Regions from separate parts of the Homo sapiens genome. Here region 1 is linked to region 2. Evidence: read pairs that join two places in POLR2A ChIA-PET (ENCODE). Cell type or tissue: HCT116. All regions are shown on one strand. Each heading gives the region's core, and the rest is flanking DNA. Links, peaks and the distances in the headings are about the cores only.

Region 1 (7,408 bases), core at 4,186-6,685, 210 kb after region 2:
TGTCTAGCTAATCTGGTGGGGACTTGGAGAATCTTTATGTCTAGCTAAGGGATTGTAAATACACCAATCAGCACCCTGTGTCTCGCTCAAGGTTTGTAAACATACCAATCAGCACCCTGTGTATAGCTCAAGGTTTGTAAATGCACCAATCAGTGCTCTGTGGGGACTTGGAGAACTTTTGTGTCTAGCTCAGGGATTGTAAACACACCAATCAGCACCTTGTCAAAACAGACCAATCAGCTCTCTGTAAAACCAATCGGCGCTCTGTAAAATGGACCAATCAGTAGGATGTGGGTGCCACCAGATAAGGGAATAAAAGCAGGCTGCCCTGAGCCAGCAGTGGCAATCCGCTTGGGTACTCTTCTATAGTGTGGAAACTTTGTTCTTTCACTCTTTGTGATAAATATTGCTGCTGCTCACTCTTTGAGTCCACACTGCGTTTATGAGTTGTAACACTCACTGCGAAAATCTGCAGTTTCACTCCTGAGGCCAGTGAGATCACGAACCCACCAGAAGAAACGCCGAACACATCTGAACATCAGAAGGAACAAACTCAGGACACACCACTTGTAAGAACTGTGACACTCACGGCGAGAGTCCACGGCTTCATTGTTGAAGTCAGACCAAGAACCCACCAATTCTGGATACACTTTCACTCCTGCCTTCAGCAGTGCCTGGGATTACTGATCTAGAGTTTCTTTGGTTTCAGTATCTCCAGAGATAAAACCCTAAGCTGTTAAAAGGAAGAGAGGTGTATTCATCCAAGTGCTTGAGTGGAAGGAGTGATCTGGAGCTGAGAGACAGTTCCTAGCTACATTGTATTTCAACTATCCTTCCTGTATTTAGTCACATGCCACACCCAAATCTTTAGAGGAACCCAGTTGCAATTCCCGAATCTTTCCAGGATTCCACAGAATTAATAATCTACCAGTAGTTGACTTACTCTCACCCCCAATGGAGGCCTGTATGTTGAAGCTTTCTCTGTTGTGTTGGAGAGTTACCACTCATCTGCCTATTACCTTCAAAAAAACAAAAATATCTCCTCTGCTGTTATCTCTCCATCGTTTGTCCTTGTGGAGGTATGTGTTTTGTTATTTCTCTACTTTTTATTCTTCTATGAAATCCGTAAGCCTCCATATATACTTATTCTTTTATTCATTCCAATTGGGGTCTACCCCATCATGCAAATCTGTTTTCAATAAACTAAACTCACTTCCATATTGTCTCTGAATCCAATGGACATGGCCCAGGCCATATCTTACTTGATCTCTCTGCAAAAATCAATTCAGTTAACTGCCATATTTTTCTAGAGCCTCTCTATTCTCTTGACTTCCTTGATTCACTTTTTAGAGTTTTCTTTCTGCCTTAGTGGATGCTCCTTCTCAGTCTCATTCATTTGCGTCTCCTCCTCTATCTGAGTGATGCAGTGGCCAGAGCTTGGTCCAGCGCCCTATTCTCCAACATACTCTCCCAGACAAGCGATCTCAGTCAGCTTCATGGCTTTAAATACAATGTATATTTAAATGACTTCCAGTTTCACGTCTTTTGATCTGATTTCTCCTCTAAGAACTAAGTGCAGGTTTCCAACTGCCAACAGTCTCCTGGATATCTAATGGGCACAAAAAGTTCAAAGTCTAATATTTCCAACTTCCACTTCATCCCTATTCATTCAGATAAATAGAACTAATTTCCAACTCTGCGTAAGCCCCAAAGCTAGAAGTTGTTCTTGACTTCTTTTCGTGTCATCCACCACATGCAGCCTTTCAACACTTCCTATTGGTTCTACTTTTCTAATTTCAAAACATAGCTTGTATTCATCCACTGAAAGGTATCTCCCCTGCTACCATCCTAGTTCAAGCAATAATTACTGCTCTTAATTTTTTCACTCTTGCCCTCCTACATGCCCGTTTTCACACAGCATCTTTTAAAAACATAAATCAATTTTGTTTTCTACTTTCTCTTCCCTTCCTGAATGATTAAGCCCCAGATCATTAGGTGAGGCAGAGCAAAGCAGATATCAGGGTTGGACAGGAGGGGAGACAGCAGTGGCCCAGAGAAGGATATAAGAAACTGAACTGGGCCGGGTGCGGTGGCTCACGCCTGTAATCCTAGCACTTTGGGAGGCTGAGGTGGGCAGATCACCTGAGGTCAGGAGTTCGAGGGCAGCCTGGCCAACATGGCAAAACTCTGTTTCTACTAGAAATACAAAAATTAGCTGGGTGTGGTAGCGCATGTCTGTATTTCCAGCTACTCAGGAGGCTGAGGCAGGAGAATCCCTTGAACCCGGGAGGTGGAAGTTGCAATGAGCCGAGATAGCACCACTGCACTCCAGCCTGGGTGACAGAGCAAGAAACTAAATTGGATGAAGTGGACTTCTCCACAGAGTGGCAGCCTGGCATGTTTTGTCAGAATCTTGTGAGGGTGAGAGGGAGTATGGGGTGGAGGGAGTATGGGCTGAAAATGAATGAATAGAATACCAGTGATTTTGTGAGACAATGTTTTGTCTGCAATATGTATTATTGAAGTTCCAGAAAAAAAGGGAACCGAAAACATGTTTAAAGAAATAGTAGCTGAAAAAATTAAATTTGATGAAAACTATAAACTCACAGATCCCAAGAACTCAACAAATATCAAGCAAAATAAACTTTAAAAAATCATACCAAAGTACAACGTAATCAAATAACTAAAAATCAGTGATAAAAGGGAAATCCTAGAATGAGCTAGAAAAGACACATTGTATAGAGAGGAGCAAAGACAAGCATAACAGACTTCCTGTGAAAAACCATGACAACCAGAAGATAAAGAAGCAACATCATTAAAATACTGAAAGAAAAAAATACTTTATCAACCTAGAATTACACGGAGTAAGAATATTTTCAATATGAAGATGAAATGAAGGCTTTTCTAGACAAGCAAAAACTGGAAGACCTTGCCTCCTGGAAATTGACTTTTTTTTTTTTTTTTTTTGATACGGAGTTTCGCTCTTGTTGCCCCAGGCTGGAGCGTAATGGCACGATCTTGGCTCACTGCAACCTCTGCCTCCCGGTGAGAGGTGACAGCGTGCTGGCAGTCCTCAGAGCCCTCGCTTGCTCTCAGCACCTCCTCTGCCTGGGCTCCCACTTTGGCGGCACTTGAGGAGCCCTTCAGCCCACCGCTGCACTGTGGGAGTCCCTTTCTGGGCTGGCCGAGGCCAGAGCCGGCTCCCTCAGCTTGCAGGGAGGTGTGGAGGGAGAGGTGCGAGCGGGAACCGGGACTGTGCGCGGCGCTTGCGGGCCAGCTGCAGTTCCAGGTAGGCGTGGGCTTGGCGGCCCCGCACTCGAAGCAGCCAGCGGGCCCTGCAGGCCCCGGGCAGTGAGGGGCTTAGCACCCGGGCCAGTGGCTGCGGAGGGTGTACTAGGTCCCCCAGCAGTGCCGGCCCACTGGCGCTGCACTGGATTTCTCACTGGGCCTTAGCTGTCTTCCCATGGGGCAGGGCTGGGGACCTGCAGCCCGCCATGCCTGAGCCTCCCACCCCCTCCATGGGCTTCTGTGCGGCCGGAGCCTCCCCGATGAGCGCCGCCCCCTGCTCCAGGGCGCCCAGTCCCACCGACCGCCCACGGGCTGAGGACTGTGAGCGCATGGCGTAGGACTGGCAGGCAGCTCCACCTGCGGCCCCGGGGCGGGATCCACTGGGTGAAGCCAGCTGGGCTCCTGAGTCTGGTGAGGACGTGGAGAGTCTTTATGTCTAGCTTAGGGATTGTAAATACACCAATCAGCACCCTGTGTGTAGCTCAGGATTTGTGAGTACACCAATGGACACTCTGTATCTAGCTGCTCTGGTAGGGCCTTGGAGAACCTTTATGTCTAGCTCAGGGATTGTAAATACACCAATCGGCACTCTGTATCTAGCTCAAGGTTTGTAAACACACCAATCAGCACCCTGTGTCTAGCTCAGGGTTTGTGAGTGCACCAATCAACACTCTGTATCTAGCTGCTCTCGTGGGGCCTTGGAGAACCTTTATGTCTAGCTCAGGGATTGTAAATACACCAATCGGCACTCTGTATCTAGCTCAAGGTTTGTAAACACACCAATCAGCACCCTGTGTTTAGCTCAAAGTTTGTGAGTGCACCAATCGACACTCTGTATCTAGCTGCTCTGGAGGGGCCTTGGAGGACCTCTGTGTCCATATTCTGTATCTAACTAATCTGATGGGGACGTGGAGAACCTTTGTATGTAGCTCAGGGATTGTAAACGCACCAATCAGCACCCTGTCAAAACAGACCACTCGGCTCTACCAATCAGCAGGATGTGGGTGGGGCCAGATAAGAGAATAAAAGCAGGCTGCCCGAGCCAGCAGTGGCAACCTGCTTGGGTCGTTTTCCACACTGTGGAAACTTTGTTCTTTTGCTCTTTGCAATAGATTTTGCTACTGCTCACTTTTTGGGTCTACACTGTTTTTATGATCTGTAACACTCACCGTAAAGGTCTGCAGCTTCACTCCTGAAGCCAGCGAGCCCACGAGCCCACTGAGAGGAAGGAACAATTCCACACGCATGGGCTTAAGAGTTGCTAACACTCACTGTGAAGGTTTGCAGCTTCACTCATGAGCCAGCGAGAGCACAAACCCACCAGAAGGAAGAAACTCCGAACACATCTGAACATCAGAAGGAGCAAACTCCAGACATGCCACCTTAAGAGCTGTAACACTCACTGTGAGGGTCTGTGGCTTCATTCTTGAAGTCAGTGAGACCAAGAACCCACCAATTCCAGACACACTGGGTTCAAGCGATTTTCCTGCCTCAGCTTCTCGAGTAGCTGGGATTACAGGCATGTAATTAGCCACACCATGCCTGGCTAATTTTGTATTTTTAGTACAGATGGGGGTTCTCAATTTTGGTTAGGCTGGTATCGAACTCCTGGTGATCTGCCTGCCTCTGCTTCCCAAAATGCTGGGATTACAGGCGTGAATCGACAGGCAAGACTGACATTTTTTTTTAAATGTAAAAGTTCTTCAGGAAGAAAAAATTTAGATCTATGCAAAAAAGAATGAAGTGTGCTGGAAATGATAAATATATGGGTAAAAATAAAATTTTTTTCATTTAAATTTTAAAAGATAATATACTTGAGTAATAATGAATTATGAGGCTTATATGTAGACATAAAATGTATGACAACAGTGGTACAAGGGATAGAAAAAGGAAATGGAAGTGTACTGTGTTGAGACTCTCATGCCTTTACAGGAAGAGGAATGAGCTCACTGGGAGGTAGACAGTGATAAAGGTGTATATCGTAAATCCTAGAGCAAAGGCACACAAATAAGAATGATATTTAATAAGCTAATGGTGGAAATAAAATGGGGTCAAAAATGACTCAGGTCATGGTGCAGCGGTTTATGCCTGTAATCCTAGCCCTTTGGGAGGCTGAGGCAGGTGGATCACTTGAGGCCAGGAGTTAGAGACCAGCCTGGGCAACGTGGTGAAACCCTGTCTCTACTAAAAATACAAAAATTAGCTGGGCGTGGTGGCGCATGCCTGTGGTTCCAGCTACTCAGGAGGCCGAGGCAGGAGAATCACTTGAACCTGGGAAGTGGAATTGGCAGTGAGCTGAGATCCCATCACTGCACTCCAGCCTGAGTGACAGATCAAGACGCTCAAAAAACAAAACAAAACAAAAAACAAAATACTGGGTTAATTAAAAAAAAAAAAGGCGAAAAATGGAGGAAAAGGTAAGAAGATCAGACGAGAAAAATAGAAAACAAATATGAAGACTATTAAATTCAGGGCCAGCTACAGTGGTTCACACTTGTAATTCCAGCACTTTTTGGGGCTGAGGCAGGAAGATTACTTGAGCCCAGGAGTTCGAGACAAGCCCAGGCAACATAGGGAGACCCCATCTTTACAAGAAATAAAAATTAAAAAGTAATTAGCCAGGCATCATGACTCGTGCCTGTGATCCTAGATAGTTCGGAGGCTGAGGCAGGAGGATTTCTTGAGCTTAGAAAGTCAAGGCTGCAGTCAGCCGTGATTGTGCCACTGCATTATAGCCTGAGTGACAGAGCAAGACTCTGTCTCTAAAAAAGAATCAGACCCAACGTATTTATAATTACATTAAATGTATATGGTCCAGACACCACAATTAAAAGGCAGAGATTGACACATTGGTTAAAAAAGAAAGCCCCAAATAAATAATATTCAACCAAGAAATACATTTTAACTAACTATAACTACAAATAGGGTAAACAATAGGATAAAAATAAGAGGAAGAAAGATACGGCCATACTGTATGTTAGCCATGCTAACATCAATTTAGAAAAAAATTGAGTGACTATTTCAAAATCAGACAAAATAGGCTTAAGAAGAGGTATATTATTAGGGATAAAGAGAGACATTTCATAATTATAATCACAACACAATATTTACTAACTACAAAGGGAGAAAAACCAGCCTGGATACACCTTCTTAATCAAGTAATCCAAGAGAACATCATCAATGATGGGACACATTGATATTATCTGTCACCTGATAGTATGCAAAGAGAAGAATACAGCATCACTTCAGTGGTTTTCCTGGCAAAGATTAATAACATGAGCCTAATCATGATGAAACATTACAAAAACTCAGTTTAAGGAAAATTCTATAAAATAATTGACCTGTAATCTTCAAAGGTTAAAAGTTATGAAGATCAAAGGAAGACTGAAGAACTGCACCAGACTGAAGAAGACTAAAGAGACAGAACAACGAAAAACAACACACGATTCTGAATTGAACTGGTTTACTATTAAAGACATTATTAGAACAACTAACAAAACTTGAAAGGGATCTAAGGATCAGGTGGCAGCAATATATTCATGTGAATTTCTTGATCTTGATGGCTGTATTATGGTTGCGTATGAGAATATATAAAGTATTGAAGGATAATGAGACAGATTCAGGGAAAAGGGTTCTTTGTGTTATACTTGTTACAAAAGAATTTGTGATTTTTTTTTTCAAAATAAAAACAAAGAGAAATTAACCAGAGTATGTTATTCCAGTGGGTCTTCATTGTATTTGAGATGAAATTTAACCTTTCTACCATGGTATTTTGCTAAACTCTGAGTATACCCCTGTCAGCAAAAGAAATGTGGGCTTATGTTCTTGTAAAGAAGAGTTTAGAATATAAAGAATGTAAATACACCTTTGGGTTATGTGTTGTTAAAAAGGCAGGGGTCCTGCTTCAGAGATTATGGTTAGAAAAGGTCTCTCTACCGCCTCGTTTTCTCCTTCAGTAACTACATTCCAGCCACCCTGGTCTCCTATTTATTCATGAATCACATCGAGCTCATTAACAACTCAGGGTATTTGTACTTATGCTATCAATCTGTGATGTCCTTCTCCTGGCCTTTCAAATTGCTGCCTTCTTTTTTTTTTTTTTTTTTAAGATGGAGTTTTG
Region 2 (10,500 bases), core at 4,064-6,563:
ATTGTGCTACTGCACTCCAGCTTGGGTGACAGAGCAAGACCCTGGCTCCAAAAAAAAAGAAGAAAAAAAGTCTTCAATCTCAACAATTAAGAATTGGAGATTTCACATAAAAATCCAGATTTTATCCTGGGCAACATGGGCAACACAGTGAGACCCTGTCTTTACAAAAAATAATAAAAATCAGCTGGGTGTGGTGGTTCACACCTACAATTTAATTTGAGAGGCTGAGGAGGGAGGATTGTTTCAGCCCAGGAGTTCCAGGCTGCAGTGTTTTATGATAGTGCCATTGCACTCCAGACTGGGGTGAGACCCGGTCTCTAAACAGAAATCCCAGTTTTACAGCTTAAAAAAAAATCAGGCTATCTGGCATCATGCGACCTACACCGATTGCTAGTAACAGTTGATGGAGCTGGGCGGTGGCTGCCCCACTCTGTTCACCAGTGCCCACTCCATGCCTCCTGGCCTCCTTAACACTGAGGGAAAGTGCCAATTGGCATTTATTATTTAGCTTGAGTAGTTATTTTTTCCTCTAGCAGACAAATTTTAGTTTCTACCTATATCTTTACTGAAAAAAGGGAAAACAGAGAACAAGAGCCAGGTCTTTCTTATCCCAAGCCTGCTACCTCATTTGCATTTTCTGCTTTGCCCCTGCAGGTGGCTGAATTTTCAACCTTCGCTATAGACAAAGGCTCAGGTCTCCCTTCCCAATTTCTCACCGTGCCTCACTTCTCTTTTACTCTCTCCATATATCCTCGTTTCTCTTTTTGTTCATATAAGGTTAATATTTAGGCCGGGCACAGTGGCTCACGCCTGTAATCCCAGCACTTTGGGAGGCCAAAGCGGGTGGATCACTTGAGGTCAGGAGTTCGAGACCAGCCTGGCCAACATGGTGAAACACCATCTCTACTAAAAATACAAAAATATTAGCCAGGCATGGTGGTGCATGCCTGTAATCCTAGCTACTTGGGAGGCTGAGGCAGCAGAATCACTTGAACCCGGGAGACAGGAGTTGCAGTGAGCCGAGATGGCATCACTGCACTCCAGCCTGGGTGACGGAGTGAGACTCCATCTCAAAAAAAAAAAAAAGTTAATATTTAATGCATTGATGTAAAGCTAACTTCAGGACCACTTTTGAAACTTTTTTTCAGACTGTTTTGAAATCTTCAATCTTCAGAAAAAGTCTGTGAAAAATCATTTTATTTTCGCACTAGTGTGTGTGTTTGTGTGTGTGTGCACGCACATAGATGAGAGTAGTTACTCTGTGAAGGATCTGTTACTTATCTTGCTATTTTTCTTGTTTGACTAACAGCCTATTTATATGGATAAGATCTGAGAATCGGTTACTAGGCCGTATGAAAGAGGAGTCTTCTTTAGGATCATTATCAGTACAGGCCTGGCATTCACCTAACCAGTAATAGAAACCTGAAAAACAGTGGCATAAAAAATTGAGAGTTTAATTTTTCTGCATTTAGAATAAATCTAGAGGTGAGAGCAGGGATCCTAATAGCATAGCAATATTGGCAAGAACCTAGTGTAATTAACCATGTTTTCTAGTTTCTATATTCTGATACTTCCACATCGTGGGGTCTTGCTGACCCTGGAGTGACTGCCTCTCCCAGGTTGAGCTAATTCCTAGAAGCAAAGAACTCGCCTGTCATATGTAGATCAACCAAGCTAGACCCCATCCTCCCAACCACCACCTTCATCAGGCTCTGCCACTCCTAGCTGCAATTCCCCTAGTCAGCCCAGGACCAGTACTAGAGAGCTAGGGACAGCCCCTATGCCCCAGAGGCTGCTGAAATTATTCAAACTAGCCGAGCCTGAACTTGCTTACCTGCCTGCACACTCCTGCCTGTGAAACCACAATAAAGGCTCTTGCCCACATTTTCCTTTCACTCCCACTGCCTCCTGACTGACTCAGGTGCTTCCCCATGGGGCACCCCTGCACGCCATGCCATGCCTCATGCATGTTTCTAGGGAACTGTGAGTAAATGTCTTCCTCCATGAAAGTGATTCCTGTGTCTGCACGTCTTGCCACACCTGATTAAAACAAACCCTGGCTACCTTTACAACCCCCAGGTCCATCCAGCCTTCTGAGCCACCACCCTGACTTGATCGAGCATCAGGAATCTCATTTCTGGGCGGGGTGCAGTGGCTCACGCCTATAATCCCTACACTTTGGGAAGCCAAGGCTGGCAGATCACTTGAGGTCAGGAGTTTGAGACTAGCCCGGCCAACATAGTGAAATCCTGTCTCTACTAAAAAAAAAAAAAAAAAAAAAAATAGCTGGGTGTAGTGGCATATTCCTGTAACTCCAGCTACTTGGGAGGCTGAGGCACGAAAATCACTTGAACCTGGAGGTGGAGGCTGCAGTGAGCCGAGAATGTGCCCCTGCACTCCAGCCTGGGTGACAGAGTGAGACTCTGTCTCAAAACAAACAAACAAACAAACAAAAATAAAAAGAATCTCATTTCTGGGTGGTGTGGTGGCTCACACCTATAATCCCAGCCCCTTGTGAGGTTAGGATAGGAAGATCACTTGAGGCCAGGAGCTTGAGACCAGCCTGGGGAATGTAGCAAGACTCCGTCTCTACAAAAATAAAAAATAAAAAAAAAATTAGCCAGATGTAGTGGTATACACCTGTAGTCCCAGCTACTCAGGAGGCTGTGGCAGGAGGATCACTTGAGCCCAGGTGTTTGAGGTTACAGTGAGCTATGATCGCACCACTGCACTCTAGTGTGGGCAACAGAAGGAGATGGAGTGAGAGTGTCCCTAAAGATAATAAGAATCTCATTTCTTAATTTATTTTCCTTAACACTTACCATATTCTGAAATACTATATATTTGTTTGCTTATAATTTGTTTCCTCTCACTAGACTGTAAGCTCCTTGAAGCCAGAGATTTTTATCTGTTTTCTTTATGGTAAGTTCCTAGAACTGAAAACAGGGCCTGGCATGTATTTACTGAAAAAGTGATTAAGTGCTCTCCAGTTGATGGCTGGAGTTCAGACCATCATGGTTTTGTTTCAGGCTGGAGGAAGTGGGAGAGTAAAAGGCAAAGGGGGCCCATGCCAGTTGAGTCAGTCCTAGAAAAGAACTTTTCTGAAAGTCCCCTTTACATGACTTAGGCTAACATCTCATTGGCCAGCCCTATGCCACACCACCACTCCTACCTGCATGGCAGTTTGAGGCAAAAAAAAATTTAAAGCATAGAACTTTGCTAAACAAAATAAAATTGGGGTTCTGCTAGAAGAAGGAAGGGACAATGAACACTGGGTCTCTGCAAGGGGGCTGTTGGCTGCACTCCAAATGCCCGCAGCATTATACACGAATCATACATGGAGCTCTTTTTTTTTTTTTTTTTGAGGTGGAGTCTTACTCTGTTGCCCAAGTTGGAGTGCAGTGGTGTGATCTCGGCTCACTGCAAGCTCCACCTCCTGGATTCACACCATTCTCCTGCCTCAGCCTCCCGAGTAGCTGGGACTACAGGCGCCCACCACCCCCGGCTAATTTTTGTATTTTTAGTAGAGACGGGGTTTCACCATGTTAGCTAGGATGGTCTCGATCTCATGACCTTGTGATCCGCCCGCCTCGGCCTCCCAAAGTGCTGGGACCGCAGGCGTGAGCCACCGCGCCCAGCCCTACATGGAGCTCTTTACCCTGGCCTGTGCTTTCCTCTCTATTTACTTTTTTTTTTTTTTTCTTTCCTGAGAGGGAGTCTTGCTCTGTCGCCCAGGCTGGAGTGCAGTGGTGTGATCTTGGCTCACTGCAACCCCTGTCTCCTGGGTTCAAGCGATTCTCCTGCCTCAGCCTCCCATGTAGCTGGGATTGCAGGTGCCTGCCACCACACCCAGCTAATTTTTGTATTTTTAGTAGAGAACAGGGTTTCATCATGTTGGCCAGGCTGGTCTCAAACTCTCTACCTCAAGTGATCTGCTCGTCTTGGCCTCCCAAAGTGCTAGAATTACAGGCGTGAAGCCACCACGCCCGGTTTCCTCTCTATTTACTCTTGTGAGTAACATCAGCTTCTTTGAACTTCACCAAACTTAATTCCTTAATTCCATACTAACTGTTTATTTGTTGAGTTTCCAAGATGCAATTGCATATAATTCCAGGAACTGTGAGTAGTAAGAACCCCCTTATCAGCTGTCCTATTTTTAGATATCATGATTCCTACTGAAACATTCAGTGGCTTAAGCTCTGCCCAGCATGTTCTTGACCCTGTGTGCCTGTGGGGTGTGTGTGTGTGGTGTGTGTGTGTGTGTGTATGTGCACACAGTCATGTGCACTCTCACATCACATAAGGGGAAGATAAAGGGAGACTCTCCGTGGCTCTTCCTCCTTTTTTCCAAGGCTGATGTTGGCCCTTTCTGAAAATGCTTTAATGTGTAGAAAGCAGCCCACAGATAGGCACTCCCTGTGATAAAGCAGTCACAGCCAGAGCAGGGTCCCTCCCACCTCAGCCTCCTAAGTAGCTGAGACTACAGGTGTACCACCACGCTTAGGTAAGTTTAAAAAAAAAAGTTTTGTAGAGATGGGGGTCTTACTATGTTGCCCAGGCCGATCTCAAACTCCTGGCCTCAAGTGATCCTCCCACCTTGGCCTCTCAAAGTGCTGGGATTACAGATACGAGCCACCACACCTAGCTGAGAATTTCTTTATGGCCATCTTCTGGACAAAAAGTCAAGGAGAGTTTAGAGTAATAATTCCAGTTTTTATGGCTTTTGCTTCGGGGAAAAAGGGTTCTAGTTTCTAGGACCTACCGTGGGGAAGAGGATTCTGGTTTCTATGACTCACTTCAGGGGAGAACGAGGGACGAGAGAGACAGGAGGGCAGGAGCAGGTCAGAGGGACCTTGGATCTGAGGCTGCTTCTGAGGCCTTCCAATGTCCTTTAGTTAAGTACTCATCGCCATACTTTGGGGTATTGTGTTCTGAACCCCAACAGAAACAACTCACTCTCTCGGCATCAGCCTTGTGCCTATACCCACAGGAGCAGGAGCACAAGCCATTGCAGGTGCGGGCTCCTCAGATGGAGCAACTCCAATGTCACCTGCTCCTCACCTGTACCCAGTGGACTTTTTTGGCAGCCTCCCCCATCTTCTCGTGTGGCTCCATATCTTTATATCTTCTGTGGCAGACGTAGCCTGCTGCCTCCCCAAACTCTATCGTCCTCTTCTCCTTCAACCATGGAAACTTGATTTTGTCTGTGGCATCCATGTGCCTCTTTGAAACACTCACCTCCTCAGACTGCCTTGAATCCAGGGGTGGCCACATGACTGGGTAATGAGTCACCGGTAGAAGTCGGCTTGATGGGGCTTTTAGGGAAACAACGGCTTTCCTGTTTTTGTTTTTCTTCTTCTTCTTTTTAAATTTTCTCCTGCTACCCCTCCCCTTGTTTGTTTTTAAGATGGATTTGTTCGGAACACATCTTTTGCTCTTTCCTTCTCCTTTCTGCCTGGAATGTAAATGTGATGTCTGAAGGCAGAGCAACCATCTTGCACATGTGACATAGAAAGGTAGATGTGAAGACATCTAGCAGGAGATTGCATCTCTGGTGATTGGAGCAGCTGTATCAGCTCTGGACTGCCTGCTCAAGTCTTCTTCATAACTGGGAAAAATAAACACCTATGAAGTTAGGCCATTGTATTGAGTTTTTGTTACTCAAGAACCAAACACAATATTTATTGAGATGGCATTTCACTCTTATTGCCCAGGCTTGTGTGTGGTGGCCTGACCTCAGCTCACTACAACCTCTACCCCCCATCCAGCCCTGCTCCAGGTTCAAGCGATTCTCCTGCCTCAGCCTCCTGAGTAGCTGAGATTACAGGCGCCCACCACATCTGGCTAATTTTTTTGTATTTTTAGTGGAGACGGGGTTTCACAATGTTGGCTAGGCTGGTCTTGAACTCCTGACCTCAGGTGATCCACCCTCCTCAGCCTCTCAAAGTGCTGGAATTACAAAGGTGAGCCACGGCACCCGGCCTTTTTTTTTTTTTGAGACAGTCTCGCTCTGTTGCCAGGCTGGGATGCAGTGTGGTGTGATCTTAGCTTGTGTCCGGAATTGGTGGGTTCTTGGTCTCACTGACTTCAAGAATGAAGCCACGGACCCTCACGGTGAGTGTTATAGCTCTTAAGGTGGCATGTCTGGAGTTTGTTCTTTCTGATGTTCAGATGTGTTCGGAGTTTCTTCCTTCTGGTGGGTTTGTGGTCTTACTGGCTTCAGGAATGAAGCTGCAGACCTTTGCAGTGAGTGTTACAGCTCACAAAAGCAATGTAGACTCAAAGACTGAGCAGTAGCAAGATTTATTGCAAAGAGCAAAAGAACAAAGCTTACACACTGTGGAAGGGGACCGGAGCAAGTTGCCACTGTTGGCTGGGGCAGCCTGCTTTTATTCTCTTATCTGGCCACACCCACATCCTGCTGATTGGTAGAGCCGAGTGGCCTGTTTTGACAGGGTGCTGATTGGTGCGTTTACAATCCCTGAGCTACATACAAAGGTTCTCCACGTCCCCATCAGATTAGTTAGATACAGAGTATGGACACACGGGTTCTCCAAGGCCCCACCAGAGCAGCTAGATACAGAGTGTCGATTGGTGCACTCACAAACCCTGAGCTAGACACAGGGTGCTGATTGGCGTGTTTACAAACCTTGAGTTAGATACAGAGTGCCGATTGGTGTATTTACAATCCCTGAGCTAAATGTAAAGGTTCTCCAAGGCCCCACCAGAGCAGCTAGATACAGAGTGTCGATTGGTGCACTCACAAACCCTGAGCTAGACACAGGGTGCTGATTGGCGTGTTTACAAACCTTGAGTTAGATACAGAGTGCCGATTGGTGTATTTACAATCCCTGAGCTAGACATAAAGGTTCTCCAAGGGCCCACTAGAGCAGCTAGGTAGAGTGTCAATTGGGGCACTCACAAACCCTGAGCTAGACACAGGGTGCTGATTGGTGTGTTTACAAACCTTGAGCTAGATACAGAGTGCCGATTGGTGTATTTACAATCCCTGAGCTAGACATAAAGACTCTCCACGTCCCCACCAGACTCAGGAGCCCAGCTGGCTTCACCCAGTGGATCCAGCACCGGGGCTGCAGGTGGAGCTGCCTGCCAGTCCTGGGCCATGCGCTCACACTCCTTAGCCCTTGGGCGGTCGATGGGACTGGGGGCCCTGGAGCAGGGGGCGGCGCTCGTCGGGGAGGCTTGGGCCGCACAGGAGCCCACGGAGGGGGTGGGAGGCTCAGGCATGGCGGGCTGCAGGTCCCGAGCCCTGCCCCGTGCGAAGGCAGCTAAGGCCTGGCGAGAAATCGAGCGCACCGCCGGTGGGCCGGCACTGCTGGGGGACCTAGTACACCCTCCGCAGCCGCTGGCCCGGGTGCTAAGCCCCTCACTGCCTGGGGCTGGCAGGGCCGGCCGGCTGCTCCGAGTGCGGGGCCCGCCAAGCCCACGCCCACCCGGAACTCCAGCTGGCCCGCAAGCACTGCACGCAGCCCCGGTTCCGCTCGCGCCTCTCCCTCCACACCTCCCTGCAAGCTGAGGGAGCCGGCTCTGGCCTTGGCCAGCCCAGAAAGGGGCTCCCATAGTGCAGCGGTGGGCTGAAGGGCTCCTCAAATGCCGCCAAAGTGGGAGCCCAGGCAGAGGAGGCGCCCAGAGCGAGTGAGAGCTGTGAGGACTGCTAGCAGGCTGTCACCTCTCAAGCTCACTGCAACCTCTGCCTCCCAGGTTCAAGTGATTCTCCTGCCTCAGCCTCCTGAGTAGGTAGGATTACAGGCGTGTGCCACCACACCCGGCTAATTTTTGTACTTTTAGTGGAGACAGGGTTTCACCATGTTCGCCAGGCTGGTCTCAAACTCCTGACTTCAGGTGATTCACCCACCTTGGCCTCCCAAAATGCTGGGATTACAGGCATCAGCCACTGCTCCTGGCCTCTGTGTAGTTTTGTTTGGAGCTGCAGTAAATAGTGTCTAATCTTTTCCTTCCTTACAGGCTATTTCTCCATATTGCTTCCCAGATACAAAATTCATAAATGTATACAAGCCATACCCATGTTACCCACTCCCTCAGGCCCTGCCAAGGCCTTGAGAAACTAGACTCAGACTGTGTCTCCATGTAGGGGGATTGCACATAGCATCTTTGAACTTCAGTTTCTCTTTCTGTAAAATGGGGAATTTTGACTACTTAGCATGCGTCATGTGTTAAAACCCTAACCTCGTTAGCAATTATAACCACTATCAGTATCCCATACTCTGGTTTTTTTAGGGCTTTCCCAAGGCAAATGGGAAGATTTGCTGCCAAGCTCACTTCGGGAGGTCACCAGGCCCAGAACATTCTTGTCCTCACAAATTTTCACTTCCTTCATTTAAGAACAAGGACTAGAGTGTTCTCACTTAATTACAACTGGGATAGGTGGGAGGGAGTTACCCATGTGGGCAACATTAGGGAAACTTTTTCTTTGAGACAGGGTCTTGCTCTGTTGCCCAGGCTGGAGTACAGTGGTGTGATCATGGCTCACTGCAGCCTCGACTTCCTGGGCTCAAGCAATCCTCCTGTCTTAGCCTCCTAAGTTCTGACAGCCCTTAGGGACTACAGGCGCACACCACCACACCCCATTCATTTTTGCATTTCTTGTGGAGATGCGTTTTTTCCATGTTTCTCAGGCTGGTCTTGAATTCCTGGGCTCAAGAGATCCTTAGGGAAACATTCTACCAAACCAGAAGTGATGGATCAACTCCCAGCAAGCCTTTAGTGGGCATTGTTCTTTTCAGGGAGCTGGATAGAAGAGGGGTCTCGGAGCCACAACACCCGTGCTGCCCATGATGGTAGAAAAGGGAAGTCTAAAAAGAGTTTGGGTCTGAACTGGGGCCTAGGAAAAGTTAATGGGGCAGTGATTTTGGCCTTTTCTACCCACCTCCTTGTAATAATATTATTTTAACAATCTGGCTGGGTATGTGGCTCATACCTATAATCCCAGCACTTTGGGAGGCCAAGGTGAATGGATCACCTGAGGTCAGGAGTTCAAGACCAGACTGGCCAACATGGTGAAACCCTGTCTCTACTAAAAATACAAAAATCATTCGGCCGAGGTGGTGGTTGCCTGTAATCCAAGCTACTCGGGAGGCTGAGGCAGGAGAATCGCTTGAACCTGGGAGGCGGAGGTTGCAGTGAGCTGAGATTGCGCCACTACCCTCCAGCCTGGGTGACAGAGGGAGACTCCTTCTCCAAAGAAAAAACCTAACCGCCCCCCCCAAAAAAAACCAATCAAACAAAAAACCAATCTTACCCCCATGACGTTGCCTCTCTCTAGCCTCCCAGGGTATTTCTGTAGTCTCAATATTTGGCCTTAGCTATAAGAAAATTTCCTTACCATTACTCTTTATTGTGCAATTCTCTGAAGATATTCTTCTGATGGCATTCTTTCCTCTCCATTCCTTGTGTGTCATCATTATTTCTTGCTTATTCCTGTCTTGTGCTTACTTCCTGAAATCTGATCTATCCTTTAGGCCTATCTCAGAAGCCTTTATGAAGCCAGCCTGCACGGAGACACTTTCCTTCTCTGGAACCCATGGCACTTAGCTGCTATGGCTTTTGTGCTCATCAGCAAACTGGAATGCGCTTCCATTAGACTTATCCTTTCACCTTAGATTCCTTAAGGCAGGAACTGTCCTGTACTTAGCCTTGCTCTTGTCATGTTGTATTTACTTGATAATTATTCCTTGAATTTAACTGGAAATTCCGGTTTGGAAGGAGAGGACATATATACACGAAGCATGGTATATTTAAATAAACTGGAGTTAATTTTCCTTCAGAAATACCTCCTATTTAAGCCTTTGCCACACAGGTATAGGCCTGGAAATAAAAGGTGTGGCTAAAAGCTACCTGCTCAGAGAACTCTTTTTTTGTTGTTGTTGTTTTGAGATGGAGTCTCGCTCTGTCGCTAGGCCGGAGTGCAGTGGCGCAATCTTGGCTCACTGCAACCTCCGTCTCCCGGGTTCAAGCGATTCTCCTGCCTCAGCCTCCCGAGTAGCTGGGACTACAGACATGCGCCACCACGCCCGGCTAAATTTTTGTGTTTTAATAGAGACGGGGTTTCACCCTGTTGGCCAGGCTGGTCTCAATCTCCTGACCTCGTGATCCGCCCGCCTCGGCCTCCCAAAGTACTGGGATTACAGGCGTGAGCCACCGTGCCCAGCCCAGATAACTCTTTTCTTCAGATTTTCTTTACAGATTCTTCAAGCTGTAAAATAAATGAATACCATCTCTCATCACCTATACCTAGGAAGTGCTGAGTAACTCTTTCCTGTGGACCCACTGAGTCAGAGGTTCACATCTGGTTGGGCAAGTAGTGGGTGTGATCAGTGATGAATATTCTTTGGTTTCAGCACCAGCATCAGCTATTTATATGTCAGTGATGCAAATCTCCATATGCAGAGTCCTTGATACTGTTCGGAGTGCTTCCATACCCATGCCCAAACTGGACCCAGCGGGGGTGGCTGCCGAGAA

What was found. ChIA-PET counts read pairs that join two places held together with the same protein. Peaks named below come from ENCODE experiments on the same cell type or tissue, not always from the same donor. Only the 100,000 strongest peaks of a DNase experiment are listed, where the experiment ranks them.
Region 1: POLR2A ChIA-PET joins it to region 2 with 15 read pairs; 4 of 35 experiments call an interaction of 5 or more read pairs at or near these places.

What each region holds. Positions count from the first base shown.
Region 1 is chr6:31,017,494-31,024,901 of GRCh38, forward strand. The region is part of intron 1 of MUC22 (mucin 22); the gene reads left to right. Among named protein-coding and RNA genes, the nearest start is that of MUC22, 11 kb to the left of the region's middle. In HCT116, for the core only: no CTCF peak of the experiment used is centred there; no DNase peak of the experiment used is centred there; H3K27ac peaks cover 509 bases.
Region 2 is chr6:30,809,165-30,819,664 of GRCh38, forward strand. LINC00243 (long intergenic non-protein coding RNA 243) reads right to left here. Exons shown (of 2, transcript NR_130726.1): 2 at 3,702-5,608. Among named protein-coding and RNA genes, the nearest start is that of LINC00243, 16 kb to the right of the region's middle. RefSeq lists an enhancer at 5,128-5,422. In HCT116, for the core only: no CTCF peak of the experiment used is centred there; DNase peaks (open chromatin) are centred at 5,287, 5,537, 6,087 and 6,287; H3K4me3 peaks cover 1,118 bases; H3K27ac peaks cover 2,500 bases.